2 separate regions of the Homo sapiens genome follow, and region 1 is linked to region 2. Evidence: read pairs that join two places in POLR2A ChIA-PET (ENCODE). Cell type or tissue: PC-3. All regions are shown on one strand. Links, peaks and the distances in the headings refer to the core of each region. The heading gives the core; the rest is flanking DNA.

Evidence for each region. Peaks named below come from ENCODE experiments on the same cell type or tissue, not always from the same donor. Only the 100,000 strongest peaks of a DNase experiment are listed, where the experiment ranks them.
Region 1: POLR2A ChIA-PET joins it to region 2 with 6 read pairs; 2 of 35 experiments call an interaction of 5 or more read pairs at or near these places.

Annotation. Positions count from the first base shown.
Region 1 is chr7:54,861,620-54,869,965 of GRCh38, forward strand. No RefSeq gene overlaps it. Among named protein-coding and RNA genes, the nearest start is that of SEC61G-DT, 110 kb to the left of the region's middle. In PC-3, for the core only: no CTCF peak of the experiment used is centred there; a DNase peak (open chromatin) is centred at 3,312.
Region 2 is chr7:54,942,135-54,950,480 of GRCh38, forward strand. No RefSeq gene overlaps it. Among named protein-coding and RNA genes, the nearest start is that of EGFR, 73 kb to the right of the region's middle. In PC-3, for the core only: no CTCF peak of the experiment used is centred there; a DNase peak (open chromatin) is centred at 4,767; H3K4me3 peaks cover 254 bases; H3K27ac peaks cover 1,997 bases.

The DNA of each region.
Region 1 (8,346 bases), core at 311-8,310, 80 kb before region 2:
TGATGTCACTCAGGTTGTGCTTCCTTCTTGCCATCACACTGATGCTGAAATGAATATCTATACGCATTTACCTCATGTCCTTTCGCGTCCTTTGGTATGTATAAGTAAAAGTACAGTATGCATGATACATACATTCTTCATCTGACTTAGCACCACCAGCTCACTCCTGGAATGGCTGCGCCGGTCCACTTTCCTCCATTCCTGCATGAATGTTTCTACATCCCCACATCCCTGCCTACACTTGGCATTATGCAGCTTTCTAGTCTTGGCCAATCCAGTAAATACTGTGATATTTCATCTAAAAATATTTCAATTTTAGTGACGACTAATGGATTTGGGCCTCTCTTCATGTTCTTGTTTGTGTCATCTTCCCTTTCTGTATTTCTAGTTCTTATAATTTGCCAGTTTCTTAAAAATAGAGATTGATACTTTATTATTTTTATTGTTTTATTGATTTGCAGAATTTTCTTTTATGTTCTAGATAGCAACTTAGTATCAGTTTTACACCTGTTGTTATTGTCCCACAGTTCTTGGATATTCCGTTTCTCTCTCTCTTTTTTCTTTTTATTGTCTTTGCTTTTCACTCTGAGAAGTTTCTACTGATGTATCTTCAAACTTACTGGTTCTTTCTTCACCTGTGTCTGGTCTACCGATGAGCCTATCAAAGGCATTCTTCATTCCTGTCATCATGTGTTTAATTTCTAGTATTTCCTTTTTATTCTTTCTTAGCATTTTCATCTCTATGCTTACCTTACGCATTTGTTCTAGCAGGTTGTCTACTTTTTCCATTTGCTCTTAGCATATTAATCATAGTTATTTTTATTCCTGGTCTGACAATTCCCAAATGTCTGTCATGTTTGAGTCTGGTTCTGATGCTTGCTTTGTTTCTTCAGACTGAGTTTTTTGCCTTTTAGCACGCTGTGTAATTTTTAGTTGAGAGCTAGAAATGATGTATTAGGTAAAAGGAACTGAGGTACATAGGTTTTTAGTGTCTTCATGGCTAGGAGTTAGGCTGTGTTTACTCTTTAAGTAGCTATAGATGTCAGAGGCCAAAATTTCCTCTAGCATCCATGTCTTTGTCTCCCCTGTTGTCTTGGGTTTCTCTAAAGACTTCTTAAGTAGAGTCTAGCCTTGCAGCTCCTCCATTGTCATCCCTGCTGTTATGCAGGAACCCATTGCTGTGGTAGGAGAGTGTGCAGTGGAAGAGAATAATTCCACATACCTGTCATCAAGTCTCAGTTTCTCAATGAGCCTGTGTCCCTGGACTGCGATCTTCACAAGTGCTTCTCAACTTTTTCTCTTCCTGAAGGCAGACAGAAGGGCTAGAGGGATATGGTGTTTAGCATTTTCCTCTTCTCAGTTTGAAGGCTAGACAAGGCTGGAATTGTTTGTGGTTTTATTTTCCCACCCCACATTAGTTAGGTACTGGCAAAACCCAGGTGGTTTGGGCTTTGTCAAGATGGTTTTTCTTGCAGGAGGTCTTTGTGAAGGAGCACAGAATGCTCTGGGTGGGTTTCAACTCAGTTCGTTTTCCCTCCTCTGCCAGAGCATGAGGGGACATTTTTCTACCTTCACCCTGATAACCTGGTGGGGCTTCTAGGGGCAAAAGCAAGCCTAGGTCCCCAGGAGATCCTGTCACTCAAGCTAGTCCACACTCAAGCTCCATATGCTAGCTGTAGGCTGCAGTGACAGCTTCTGCTCCCAGGAAGCTGTGATTCTCTGTATCTGCCTGGTTGTCTCTTCAATTTTCAATGTGGCAATTTGTCCTGTTACCTCAATTCTCTTATGGAGCTAAGAAAAGTTGTTGATTTTCCATTTGTTTAGCTTTTTTCTCATTCTGAAGACAGAAGGGATGATGTTCAACATCTTTATATGTTGGACCAGACACTGGAAATTGCATATCACTTTTAGAGATCATAGATATCTTTTTTCATCCTGTCATGTTTCAGTTACCCACAATTGTGCTTTATTGAACAGAAACCTTTAACTTGGATGCCATAATATTATCTGTTGTTTTGCCTTTGTGTTTGTTCTTTCAAATATTTTTCAAGAAGACTTTCCCTGTCCCTAGGTAAAAAGATGCTCTCCTATTTTTTTTCTATTACTTTGTAATTTTACCTTTCACAACTGGAGCTGTAATACATCTGGAATCCACCTTTTCATCTGGTATTCAATTTTGATTTGCCCCCCATAGCGAGCCAGTTTTCCCAATGGAATCTATGAAACAGTCCTTTCTTGCCCATTTGATTTATGGTATATTAAGTTCCCACTTACACCTCCTCCTCTCTTCTGGGTCTATTCAGTTCCATTGGCCTACTTGTCTGTTCTCTTGCCAATGCTGCAGTGTTTTGATACTATGTCAATAGCTGGTAGGAAATATTCCTCCTCTTTTTTTCTTTATTTTGACTGTGTTATTCAGAAATGTACTTTTGAAGTAAATTACGTCTGGGTTTATCTCTGTGCCTTGTTTCTCCTATCTTAAATAAAAAAGGAGCACTGAGATTCGTTTAAGACAATCTTTCCAACAAGCACATGCTTTCCTTTGTGTATAAAGACCCAGCTGTTACTGCAGCATGGGTAGGACCTGCAGTTCAGGCTGTTTTTGCGGCAGCCCCATGGTGAGCCCGTCACTCCTGAGCCAGGGCTGTGCACTCGGGACAGAGATGGCTGAGGTGACTGATAGCAAGGAGAGGGATCTTCTGTTGAGGATGACTTCTTGGATTCTTTGGCATCATTCTTTGCAAATAAGCTAGGCAGCCTAAAAAGCCTCTACTTTTGGAGGCCATCTAATGTAACTAGTGTATCTTTTAGGTAAAAACACTGAGGTCCTGCAATGCATGGTTATTCCCCAAGATCTCACAGCTTCCTTATGACAGACCAAGAATCAGACCTTCTCATTGATTCTTAGTTTATTGCTTCAACCACCCACTGTACCATATGGCGTCCTTCAGTGAACAGGGAAGGTGGAAGTTCAAGTGCTAAATTCTGAGAAATGTCTACAGATAAGTGTGCTGTTCATTTTGTTTCCAGTGGATGAACGGGAGTGTGATGCATGCTTCAAGTGAACCGTCAAACATGAAATCAAGACCTGACTTCCAGTCACAAGTTGGAATTTCTTTTCTTGTTTACTGACAACTTTAGGCATCTTGGGTTTCAGTATTTCAGTAAAATAAGGTAGATTTCAAGGCCTACTGCAAATATTTTGAGGACAGCAAAACTGTGACAGCAGGAAAAGGACCAAATTAGAAGCTGCAGTGACCTCGCTGCCCTACTATTGACAAATGACTAATTGATTCTGTACACACAGCTGCTAGAACCAAAGCGTGGACACAAGGCTAGCCGCATTGTTAACATAAACCGTGTATCATTAAGAGTTAATATGTGGTTTCCTTTAAACAAAGAGGCTACTCCAGATGACAGAGATATTCATCAAATGGTAGCCGTAATGGAAAAGACAGGATATCATGTTGCTTTCTATTAAGGAAAATAATTACCTAGAAATAACAGCACATCAAGACAATATATATTTTATTTACTATAAATAATATCATTAGACTATTTTTTAATGTCTTATGGTCCATCTACCCTAAGAAAATTGCCATTTATGCTTTTCAGTTTCTCTTTGTTTACATGAATACATATTTTACACAGTTGTAATCTTAGTTTACATACTACTTTAAATTCTTCTTTCCAAGCTCAGACGATATTATTAGCAACTATATTGCTTGGTGATTTATTTTATTTATTTATTTATTTATTTTGAGACAGAGTCTTGCTCTGTTGCCCAGGCTGGAGTGCAATGGTGTGATCTCGGCTCACTGCAACCTCCACCTCCTGAGTTCAAGTAATTCTCCTGCCTAAGCCTCCTGAGTAGCTGGCACTACAGGCGTGTACCACCTTGCCTGGCTAATTTTTGTATTTTTAGTAAAGGCAAGGTTTCATCATGTTGGCCAAGCTGGTCTCAAACTCCTGACCTCAGGTGATCCACCCACCTTGGCCTCCCAGCATGCTGGGATTACAGGTGTGAGCCACTGCGCCCTGCTGCTTGGTGATTTAATTTAGAATTATTGTGTGTGTTTGAATGTTACTTGCAGTGTGGCAAGAAAATTCTTTTGTAACTTTACTAGAACTGACCAGTACCACAGACTGGACCACACAGCTGATTTTAGCCTGGGCAAAGAGGTCTTGGTCTTAATCCAACATGGACAGACTCAGGAAGTCACTCTCCCCGGCTCTGTTCAAGTGGCACAGAGGGGCCCAGGGCTCTGCCCGACGATGTACAGAAAAAGTCTTGGTCTTGAGGAATCTTCCCTTTATAGGCAGACAGCATTTCAAGTAATCTGTGTGAAATCAGTGCATTTCTCTTTCTTCATTCGGATGAAGTGACACTAAGCAGGAAAGTCTTTCAGGTTTGTGCAATCTGTAGAGAGCAGGCTGGTGATTCTTACCCGGTCTCAAGCTATTTGATGAGAAGGGTCTTCAAATTTGATCCTAATATTAAGGATGTGGTAGAAACTCTGTATCAAAATCTTTATTACAGCATTATTTATAATAATGAAGAATTAGAAATAAATATCCAACCATACAGAACATATTGTTTATTAAAATGATGATATTTTAAGAAGCTATATAAAAGGTTGTTTTTAAATGCAAATAATGACATAAAGAAATATTTATGTTGAACAAGAAAAGATATTGGAATGCAAAATCCCATCTAAACAATGATCCTAGATACATTACAAATTTTTATCAGGGAATAAGTGGTTGATGTGTTTGTGCTATGTATATCTATGTGTATATGCACATAAAAATAATTCCCAGAAAATATCTGAATTTTCACATCTGTATTGCAAATTTATGGGCTATTTAAATACATTTTTCTATATAAGCTTATAAAATTCAAGATTGACTATAGTTGGTATGTATTACTTTTAGAACTAGGATTTTTTAAAAAGGTATTTAAAAATACCTAAATCATTTTTTGCTGCTAAAGGTGAATAGAGTAAGTGCAAGACACTGCTAATATCAGCAGGATCCAGCTTCTCTCAATAGCCCCACGGTAGAGGCAAGTTCCATCAAACCAGCCACTGCACAAAGCAGTTATGACTACCGACCAACTAAGGGACTAGCGTGTTTAACGTACCTTATGTAGGAACTTACTTATGTAGGATTGTAGAATCACATCACCAGGCCTAGGCATGAGTATGAACGGAGGCTCACATAATATACATTTAAATGTTTTATAGTTTTAAACCAAACTAACTCTTAAATAAGGTGTGTTTCATTCTCCTGTCTTGACAAGTGTACCTCCTTAATTATCTGAAAGCTGAGTACAATTTAGAGTTTGAGAATTCCTCAGAAGCCTAAGACTGCATGGGAATTGGCAGCACAGCAGAACTGGGCTGTGGCCTCCCTCCTCTTGTCCCAGCCCGTGCCCTCATAGTCAGGCCTGGTGTGCACCTATGAGGTCAACATGGCCTTCAGTTCCAAACTCTGTTCTCACCTCCGTGAGTGACCACCCCTTGGTGATCCCTACCCCTAAGGTGTCACACTGTTGCGGAAAAGCCTGTGATAGACCCCTCCAGGCCCCTGGAAGTGGGTTCCTGGGTACCCAGGCCCTGGATTCCTAGAGCATGCTCCAGAGAGAAGGCAGGTACCTCTTCCCAATGTGGAGAAATGCTAGTAGGAGGCCAGAGCCAAGTGTGGCTCAGTATATCAGCCATCTTGGTAAATGTTTCATATGTGCTTAATAAGAATGCCTAATCTGTTGTTGATGGAGTATTCACTTATATCGATTAGGTCAAGTTGGTTGATCATATTGTTCAGGTCTTTTCTGCCCTTATTCATTTTCTATCTACTTGCTGTAACAATTGCTGAAAGAAGAGTCACCAGGCATAATTATGATTTTGTTATTTGTCCTTTCAGTTCTATCTGGTTTTGCTTTACATATTTTGAAGATCTGTTGTTCAGTGCATACATAGTTAGGTTTGTTATATCTTCTTTGTAAATTAAACTTTTTGCCGTTATGTAATATCCCTCTTTATCCCTGATAAAGGTTCTTGCTCTGAAGTATTAAACATAGTTGGGGCTCATTTTTTAAGTCAAATCTGACAACCTAATTTTAATTAGCATGTTTAGACTATTTTAATTTAATGTAATTATTGATGTGTTTGAAAGTATACTTTATTATTTCTCTTCCATTTTTTATTTTTTCACTCCTTTTCCCAATTACTTTTTTTTTTTTTTGCTTTTATTTTTAATTTACACTTTGGATTTGGGTCTGTACATCATTTTATTTTAGTTGTTCTAGGGATTGCATTATAAACAGCTAACATTTCACAGTCTAATCAGTTCTGGAGATGGTGTTCTTTGACTTTATCCTACTAGGGATTAGCTGGGCTTCTCGAGCCTATAAATTTATGTAATTCATTAACTTTCAGAAGTTTTAAACATATTTCTTTAAATAGTTTTTTGCACCAATCTCTTTCTCCTCTCATCTGGGACTCCAAAGACATAAATGTTAGTTCTTCTGATATGATACCATAGGTGTCTGGAGCACAACCCAAGGCTGCTGGCTTGGATTTTTAAAAATCCTTTTTAAAAGGGATTTTAAAAATTCCTTTCTCTCTGCATTCTTCAGATTGGTAATTTCTACAATATGCTGTCAAGTTCACCAATTATTTTCCTTTTTAAAATTCCATTCTGCTAATAAAATAGTTCTTTAATTTCAGATATTATATTTTTTAGTTGTAAAATTTTTACTTTGTTCCTTTTCATAATTTTTTTTCTGGTCAAGTAATATTACTTTGTATTCTAAACATTTTCAAAATTATAGTGTCTAGACCGAATCCTGTTAATATCCTCTGGAGAATGTTAATTATTTGTTTTCACAGACAATTCACCTAGTTGTATTTAGACTGAAAGTTCTTTCTCACCTTCTTTGATATTGGTTTAGTTTTCAATGTTGCTGCTATACTCCTTGGCTCTGTCTTGCACAGGTACAGTTCAGGAATGAGTCTGGGCTCTGCCCCACCTAGTACACAGAATTAGATGACTCCCTTCTCCAGCTCTCTCCTATCTGAGATTTGCTCACAGGAACCCCTTTCCCGGTCCTCTCAACAGAAAGCTCTGGTTTCCCTCAGAACTTTAGCTGCTAAATACATTAAAGAAGTCAGTGTGAAAGCAGAATTATAAATCTCAGGTAGGAAGTCCCCAGTAAGTAGGTTGCTGTGGTTTGAATGTGTCCCCCAAAAAGCATGTGTTGGAAAATTAATCCCTAATGCAACAGTGTGGGGAGGTGGGGCCTGATGAGAGGTGATTAGGCCATGAGGGTTCCACTTCATGAGTGGATTAATGCTCTCATTGCAGGAGCTGGTTCATTATAAAGGGGCAAGTTCAGCGCCTTCACTCTCATGCGTGCATAGGCTCTTGCCTTTCCACTGTGGGATGACACAGCAAGAAGGCCCTCACAAGATGCTAGCCCCTTGATCTTGGACTTCTTAGCTTCTAGAACCATAAGACATAAATTCATGTTTATTATTAATTGGTTACTCTCAGATATTTTGTTACAGTATCACAAAATGGACTAAGACATAGATCTTTTACTAAGTACTTTCTTCTCCAATTCATTGCACAGATCTCTTCTTTCCTGACAAGGCTCACTCTCCAGGTATTAAAATTTATTTTTTTCTCCCTCTGTAACCTAAATACTATCTCCTGCTTCTCTTTTAAGACCAGTCAAGCATCATCTCTTGTAGAGTAACTCTCTCAGGAAGTATTCTCCAGAGCCTTGTCTCCAGCTCCCTAAGCATGATGCCTCAGTACCCTCGACTTCTACACATATCCATTTGTTTTGTCTAAATTGCAACCTGGTGCAGTTTAGATATGCTCCATTTGATGGATTTGTGGATTTTAAAATCTGCTTTTAACTCTATTAACTGTCACAAATGGATAAGTGACTTATAGACACTCCTGAAAAGAAAATTAATATTGAGGAGAATACTAATAAAGAACACAAACAGTTACAAAATGACAAGACTGCTCTTGCCAGGACAAATTTTCATCAAGCGCATTAACAATGAAATACACCCTGAATAGTTTTCCCCTAAGTGATGTCAAGGCATTATTCATCACATTTTATAAGACACTTTAAAACTAGGCATCCAGAATGAAGATAAATCTTTTCTATTTGTTTTTCAACAAAGTTTAATTCAAAGGTAATTCAATCCAGTAGTTTGAAAAATTTCACTTAGCTATGATAATGATTTAGAAGTCTCATTTTAAGTTTTTTATTTAATAATAAAAGACAAAATGACACATATTCAGGTTTAATGTTTATTCTTACCA
Region 2 (8,346 bases), core at 253-8,252:
AAAGAGAGAGAGCATATGGAAAAGTAGGGAGGGAAATGAATACAGCAGAAAAGATTGATTAAACTAAAACTGAGTTCTTGAAAAAGACTAATAAAATTCTTAAACCTATTGCATGATTGACCAAGAACAAAAAGACAAAAAACAAAGAAATAATGATAGCAATAAAATCGGGACATAACTAGGTATCTATACAGAATTACAATGGAAGGAAATACTATAGTCACATTTTACAAAAATGAAAACTTAGGTAAAATTCAGTTTTTCAGAAAAAATATATTTCACAATATAGACTCAAAAAATTAAATAGATTTCTTTTTTTAAATAGATTTCTAGAAATACAAAGTAAAATGCAGGAAGAAGAAGAAGGAAAGAAGGAAGGAAGAAGGGAAGGAAGGAAGGAAGTAATCAAAAACTGGAAGAGAACAAGGATGCTGATTCTTAGTATTACTACTGTGTATTCAGTGCAGTAAGATGGCAAAAAAAATATGAGATACAAATACAGAATAGAAAGATTTGAAGGAAGAAATGATTTAATTTGTTGTTAGATTAATAATATATACTTATTAATTACAAAAAATAGTAAGTAAGCAGTGGAGAAGTCAGACAAAACCTTCCACATGTCATCAAAATAAACATTGCTAAGGGGCAAAAGATTATCACATGTGTCTTTAAGAAACATACATCACTTATGCAACGTTCTAGGAAAAATATCTAAAATCTAAATCTAAATGTAAGAAAAACATCAGACAAACTCGAATTGAGTTATACTCTGTAAAATACCTGTCCTTTATTCTTCAAACATGCCAATGGCATGAACAACAAACAATTGCCATAGAATTGTTTGTTGTTGTTCATGATTTTGAACTGGATTCTATACTGGAAAAATCATTGCTGTAAAGGAAAAATTATTGATGTAAGAGACAAAACTAGAATATAGATTATAGTTTAAATAAAAGTGTATTATAAATATTCAGTTTCCTGCATTTTATAACTGAACTGTAAATGTCTAAAAGTACGTATATCATTTTTCTTAAGAAATACACATTGAGGCCAGGTGTGGTGACTCACGCCTGTAATCCCAGCGCTTTGGGAGGCTGAGACAGAGGGAACACTTGAGCCCTGGAGTTTGAGACTAGCCTGGCCTATATGGCAAAACCCTGTCTCTACAAAAAAACACAAAAATTAGCTGGGCATCATGGTGCGTGCCTGCAGTCTCAGCTCCCAGCTACTTGGGAGGCTGAGATGGGAGGATCACTTGAGCCCAGGATAGGGAGGTTGCAGTGAGCCAAGATTGCCCCACTGCACTCCAGCCTGGGCGACAGACAGAATGAGATTCTGTCTCAAAAAATAAAATATATATATTGAATTTTTATGGCATGAAGGTACATAATGTATACAATTCACTGCCAAATGGTTCCGTGAAATTTTGCCATTGTGTCTATGTATCTAGAAATGGATAAAGATGATAAAATAAACATGATCATGTTTGAAATTGTCAATTCCAGATTGTATGGGAGTTCTTTTTAATATTCTTGCAACTTTTATATAATTTTGAAATTTTCTATAAGTTTGAATTTTTAAAAAACTAAAAAAGATAAAATATACAGTAACTACACAAGGACCAAGGAATAAGTCTAACAAGGGAGATACACAAACTTTTGGGAAGTAAATTATAAACCTTTATTAAAGACGTGAAATAGAATTTAGAAAATGGAGGAATATACCTTGTTTGTGGATAAAAAGTTATCCACAAACTTAACAAAACTTAAATATATACATATATATATACACACATATATATACACATATATATATACACACACACACACACATACACACAGTACTAGGAGAGAATCCAAACAAAGCATGATAGCTTCACTGAGTTGAAGAAACAGTGATTGGAGTTCAGTTAGTCTAAAGTCACTGGAATTGCAAAAAGTATTGGAAAAGAGTGAGCAAGGCAGGGAAAGAGCACCATAGCATTCACTGGAGTCTTCGGCTGAACACCAAGCTATGCATGGTTAGAGTATGGATCCGTGAGACTAGGCACAAAACTATAGGGGAAAGAACATCTACTAGGAAACTAAAACTGAACACTCACTAGAGCTTGCACAGGGCAGAGGAATAATTGGCATCTGACCAGGCAGAATGTAGAAAGCTCGTTAAACACCAAAGGCATTCAAAAGTGCACTCAGAAAGGTCAAGAATTAACAGTAGGGCTGAAGTATCTAGCATAGGGAACTATAAACCTGCCCTGACAGAATGCTTTTTTTTTGTAAAGCATTTAAAAATGCTTTTTTAAAATGCTTTAAAAAAATGCTTTTTTTCAAAAGCATTTAAAGAATCCAGCTGATCCGAAAGAAACTTAACCGCCTGTTAAAACAAAACTCAGTTCTCTTAAAAGAAAAATATCCTGACCTCAGTAATGTGATATTCACATTGCACAGTGTTAAAAAAAAAAAACCCAAATGTGAAGAAACAGGAAACTAGGACTCATAATCAGAAGAAAATCAATGAATAAAAATGGGCCCAGAAATGACAGAGATAATGCAATTGACAGACAAGGACTTGAAAACAACTATTATATAAAGATTTTTAAAGGAAAGCATAAAAATAATAAAAGCAAAGTAGAATAAAAATTAATATCATGGAATTCAAGGAAGTTGATGCATACAAGAATGAAGAGATGAATAAAGATCCTACAGGAAATGTGAACACATTGAGTCAAGGTGGATGGCAACACTGAAAATGAGAAGCATTTTTCTAAACCGGAACAAAATGAGATAGAATGGATGACAATGCCATCTCACACCAGTTAGAATGGCAATCATTAAAAAGTCAGGAAACAACAGATGCTGGAGAGGATGTGGAGAAATAGGAATGCTTTTACACTGTTGGTGAAAGTGTAAATTACTTCAACCATTGTGGAAGACAGTCTTGCAATTCCTCAAGGATCTAGAACCAGAAATACCATTTGACCCAGCAATCCCATTACTGGGTATATACCCAAAGGATTATAAATCATTCTACTATAAAGACACAGGAACACGTATGTTTATTGCGGCAGTATTCACAATAGCAAAGACTTGGAACCAACCCAAATGCCCATCAGTGATTGACTGGATAAAGAAACTGTGGCACATGTACACCACAGAATACTATGCAGCAATAAAAAAGGATGAGTTCATGTTCTTTGCAGTGACGTGGATGAAGCTGGAAACCATCATTCTCAGCAAACTATCACAGGGACAGAAAACCAAACACTGCATGTTCTCACTCATAAACAGGAGTTGAACAATGAGAACACATGGACACAGGGAGGGGAATATCACACATGGGGGCCTGTAGCGGGGTGGGGGGCTAGGGGAGGGATAGCATTAGGAGAAATACCTAATGTAGATGATGGGTTGATGGGTGCAGCAAGCCACCATGGCACGTGTATACCTATGTAACAAACCTGCACGTTCTGCATATGCACCTGAGAACTTAAAGTATATATATATATACACACACACATATATGTATATACATATATGTATATATATATGGATGGTAATGCAAAAAAAAACAGTAATTGCATCTAAGAAATAGCAAAAGCTTTCCTATCAAATGGCCTTGTTGAGTATGAAAGTTTCATGGGAAAATCAGAAAAAGTCAGTAGGAATTAAGAGAAATAAAATGATGCAAGAAAGTGGAAGCAAATTATACGACAAAACTAAAATATATATATATATATATGTATAAGATGATTTTGAAGATCAAAGCTATATTAAATGTATTAATTAGTAGAAAAAGCTAACATATTACATGACTTTTGCCATCATAGTTTTAAGACTAGGAGGCCAATATGATACAAGGTTAGTCAATAACCAAAAAAAAAAGTAGGGTGTTAGTTAAACCAAGCTACATAGAAAGATCTCAAGATAGAAACGACATAATTGAATAATAGAAAGCCATCAACTTTCTAGAGATCATAAAAATGGCAGAGTTGATTCAAGAGAACTTGGGGAATGGCAACTGGAGAGATGACTGTGTCAGAGAGACCACAACCCTTCAGAAGAAGGTGCGAATCAGGGCCTGGTCCTGCATGCAGGTGATTGAATTAGAAATGAAACAAGACTGAATTAAAGTAAGGATATAATGGAGCTGATAAGAGAAAGGTGTGTGTGTGCATGCGTGTACTCTGTGATGGGATAGACACAAGTACAGAAACCTTCAAGGAATTTTGAGGATCTTTCTGTTGATTGGTTGACAAGGAATGTCATACATTCAGTCACATGCTGCTCTTTTGGGAGGATGGCATGTTAGGAGGCCCTTACTGAGGCATGAGATATATAAGCTCTCATATTTGCTTTAAAAAGGTATCTGGGTGTTATGGTAACAGGAAAAACACACTAGCCCAAACCACATTCCTCTAGCCTGCCATACTTGTACACCAACTCTATAAAAGACCTTTAGCTTAACGTTTTGTTTTCTGTTAAAATTTTAAAAATTCTTGAAAGGAGTATTCACCTAAACTGATCCTTCATTTGTTTTGTGGAGCTGATGAATTTATCGAATCTTTTTTTCTGACAGTAATTTGAATAAAAAGAAAGGAGGAAAATACTAGGTCATAGAGAAGTTCCAGTAAGAAGAAAATACTGCATCAAAGAAGAAGCTAGGAATACAGAATTCATTATTTAACTGAGCTCACTTCTGCCTGCCACACCTTGTACATACCTGGGCCGTACAACTCTGAAATGAGGTGTGGCCCAGTGTTCCAGGATGAGTCCAGGCAGAGACTTTTCCTGAACCCCTGTCAAATTTGCTGCTCAAAAAGCTTGAGTTTAAGCCAAATCCAATAAAAGGAAAGATTTCACTCACTATGTGGTAAGCTTGGTTTTCCTGATTTCTCAGCGAGATTGTCTACAGAAGATCTAATGGAAAAAAACGTTGTTATATATAATCTCTGGGTGTGCCTGAGACTGGGGGCAGGGTGGGAAAGTGAAGAAAAAGGGTGCATGCTATTTGATTATCTGTATCCAGGTAGTTAATCCCTTTCTTTGAATAAGTCAAAATGATTTGACAGCCATTATTTAAAAATAGGTTCTGTCTTAGAACTTAAAAACAGATGAAAGTACATTTCCTATTTTCCTGCTTGAATATATAGGTATCTACTGTTTATTCTTTATTTTTTTAATATCTATGTGTGCTTTTTTAAATGTATAACTAAAGCAACAAAATTTTAAGAATCTCTGTTTTGTCATTGTTCACGTAACAGTGAGAGACAGAGACCAAGTGTCAGGAGAATCTTGTCCTTCAGTGGTTACTCAGGATTCTGATGCTCACGCTATGCTTACAGGGGCAGGGTAATAGCCTTTTCACTGCAGTCTAGCCCTAGGCCTTTGAAATGCTACCATCCCAGCGAGATTAAAAAAGGACTGCTTAAAGATGGTTAGATGTTGGGAGTATGTGGTATGTAATTCTACCGTTCATTGATTTTGACAAAGCATTTTAACTACCTACATAAACTGTGTCCAAAATAACCACTTACTGTGTTATTGCAATGTTTGCATTGCCAACTTCATGAACAGAGTTTCTAAAATTATGTGACTTTATATAGATAATAGTCTACTGATGCAGTAATCTATGACATTCAAGATTTGTAATTAATGCCACATATCTACAACTATCTGATCTTTGACAAACCTGACAAAAACAAGAAATGGGGAAAAGATTTCCTGTTTAATAAATGGTGCTGGGAAAACTGGCTAGCCATATGTAGAAAGCTGAAACTGGATCCCTTCCTTACACCTTATACAAAAATTAATTCAAGATGGATTAAAGACTTAAATGTTAGACCGAAAACCATAAAAACCCTAGAAGAAAACCCAGGCAATACCATTCAAAACATAGGCATGGGCAAGGACTTCATGTCTAAAACACCAAAAACAATGGCAACAAAAGCCAAAATTGACAAATGGGATCTAATTAAACTAAAGAGCTTCTGCACAGCAAAAGAAACTATCATCAGAGTGAACAGGCAACCTATAGAATGGGAGAAAATTTTTGCAATCTACCCATCTGACAAACGGCTAATATCCAGAATCTACAATGAACTCAAACAAATTTACAAGAAAAAAACAAACAACCCCATCAACAAGTGGGTGAAGGATATGAACAGACACTTCTCAAAAGAAGACATTTATGCGGCCAAAAGACACATGAAAAAATGCTCATCATCACTGGCCATCAGAGAAATGCAAATCAAAACCACAATGAGATACCATCTCACACCAGTTAGAATGGCGATCATTAAAAAGTCAGGAAACAACAGGTGCTGGAGAGGATGTGGAGAAATAGGAACACTTTTACACTGTTGGTGGGACTGTAAACTAGTTCAACCAAGTCAGTGTGGCGATTCTTCAGGGATCTAGAACTAGAAATACCATTTGACCCAGCCATCCCATTACTGGGTATATACCCAAAGGATTATAAATCACGTTGCTATAAAGACACATGCACATGTATGTTTATTGCAGCACTATTCACAATAGCAAAGACTTGGAACCAACCCAAATGTCCAACAACGATAGACTGGATTAAGAAAATGTGGCACATATACACCATGGAATACTATGCAGCCATAAATAATGATGAGTTCATGTCCTTTGTAGGGACATGATTGAAGCTGGAAATCATCATTCTCAGCAAACTATCGCAAGGACAAAAAACCAAACACCGCATGTTCTCACTCATAGGTGGGAATTGAACAATGAGAACACATGGACACAGGAAGGGGAACATCACACACTGGGGCCTGTTGTGGGACGGGGGGATGGGGGAAGGATAGCATTAGGAGATATACCTAATGTTAAATTACGAGTTAATGGGTGCAGCACACCAACATAGCACATGTATACATATGTAACTAACCTGCACGTTGTGCACATGTACCCTAAAATTTAAAGTATAATAATAAAAAAAAAAAACTGAAAAAAAAAAAAGAAAATGGCAAGGCCTTGCTCCAAAATCCTCAAGGCCTCCGCTAAGACTCACCTATGGGAACCTGCCAAAGGCTCCAAACAGCATCCCTATCTGCCAGTGATACCTCAAACCATTGGATCTCCTGGGTCATATGGCCCAAGTGGCAGAGCAGCTTGCACAGCAGCCTGGACCTGTTGCAGAGCCTTCTCCTGTTCTGGACCCCACTCAAAACTGAGAGCCTTTTGGGTCACCTGATAAATGGGCTACAGTAACACACCCAAATGAGGAATGTGTTGCTTCCAACATCCAAACAGGCCCACTAGGCATTGTTTCTCCTTCTTGGTTGTAGGAGAGGCCAAATGCAACAACTTATCCTTCAGCTTAGAAGGAATATCTCTACATGCCCCACACCACTGGACCCCTAGAAATTTTACTGAGGTAGAAGTTTCCTGAATTTTAGTCAGATTTATTTCCCATCCTCTGGCATGCAAACATCTCACCAAAAAGTCCAGTGTGTTTGCTACTTCTTGCTCACTGGGTCCAATAAGCATAATGTCATCCATGTAATGGACCAGTGTGATATCTTGTGGAAGTGAAAAGTTATCTAGATCTCTCCAAATAAGATTACGTCACAAAGCCAGATAACTGATATACCCCTGAGGTAGGATTGTAAAGGCATATTGCTGTCCTTGCCAGCTGAAGGCAAATTGCTTCTGGTGGGCCTTATAGACAAGAATGGAGAAAAAGGCATTTGCCAAATCAATGGCTGCATACCAGGTACCAAGAGATGTGTTAATTTGCTCAAGCAATGAAACCACATCTGGTACAGCAGCCACAGTTGGAGTCACCACTTGGTGAAGCTTATGATAATCCACTGCCATTCTCCAAGATCCATCTGTCTTCTGCACAGGCCATATGGGAGGGTTGAACAGAGATGTGGTGGGAATCACCACCCCTGCGTCTTTCAAGTCCTTGATGGTGGCACTAATCTCCACAATCCCTCCAGGGATGCAATATTGTTTTTAATTTACTATTTTTCTAGGTAGAGGCAGCTCTAATGGCTTCCATTTGGCCTTTCCCACCATAATAGCCCTCATCCTACAAGTCAGGGAGCCAATGTGGGCGTTCTGCCAGCTGCTAAATATGTCTATGCAAATTATACATTCTGCCACTGGGGAAATGACCACAGTATGATTCCAGAGACTTACTGGACCCACTGTAAGTTGCACCTGAGCTAAAACTCCATTAATTACCTGACCTCCATAAGCCCCTACTTTAACTGGAGGACCACAGTGACGTTTTGGGTCCCCTGGAATCAAAGTCAGCTCAGAGCCAGTGTCCAGTAGTCCCTGAAATGTCTGATCATTTCCTTTTCCCCAG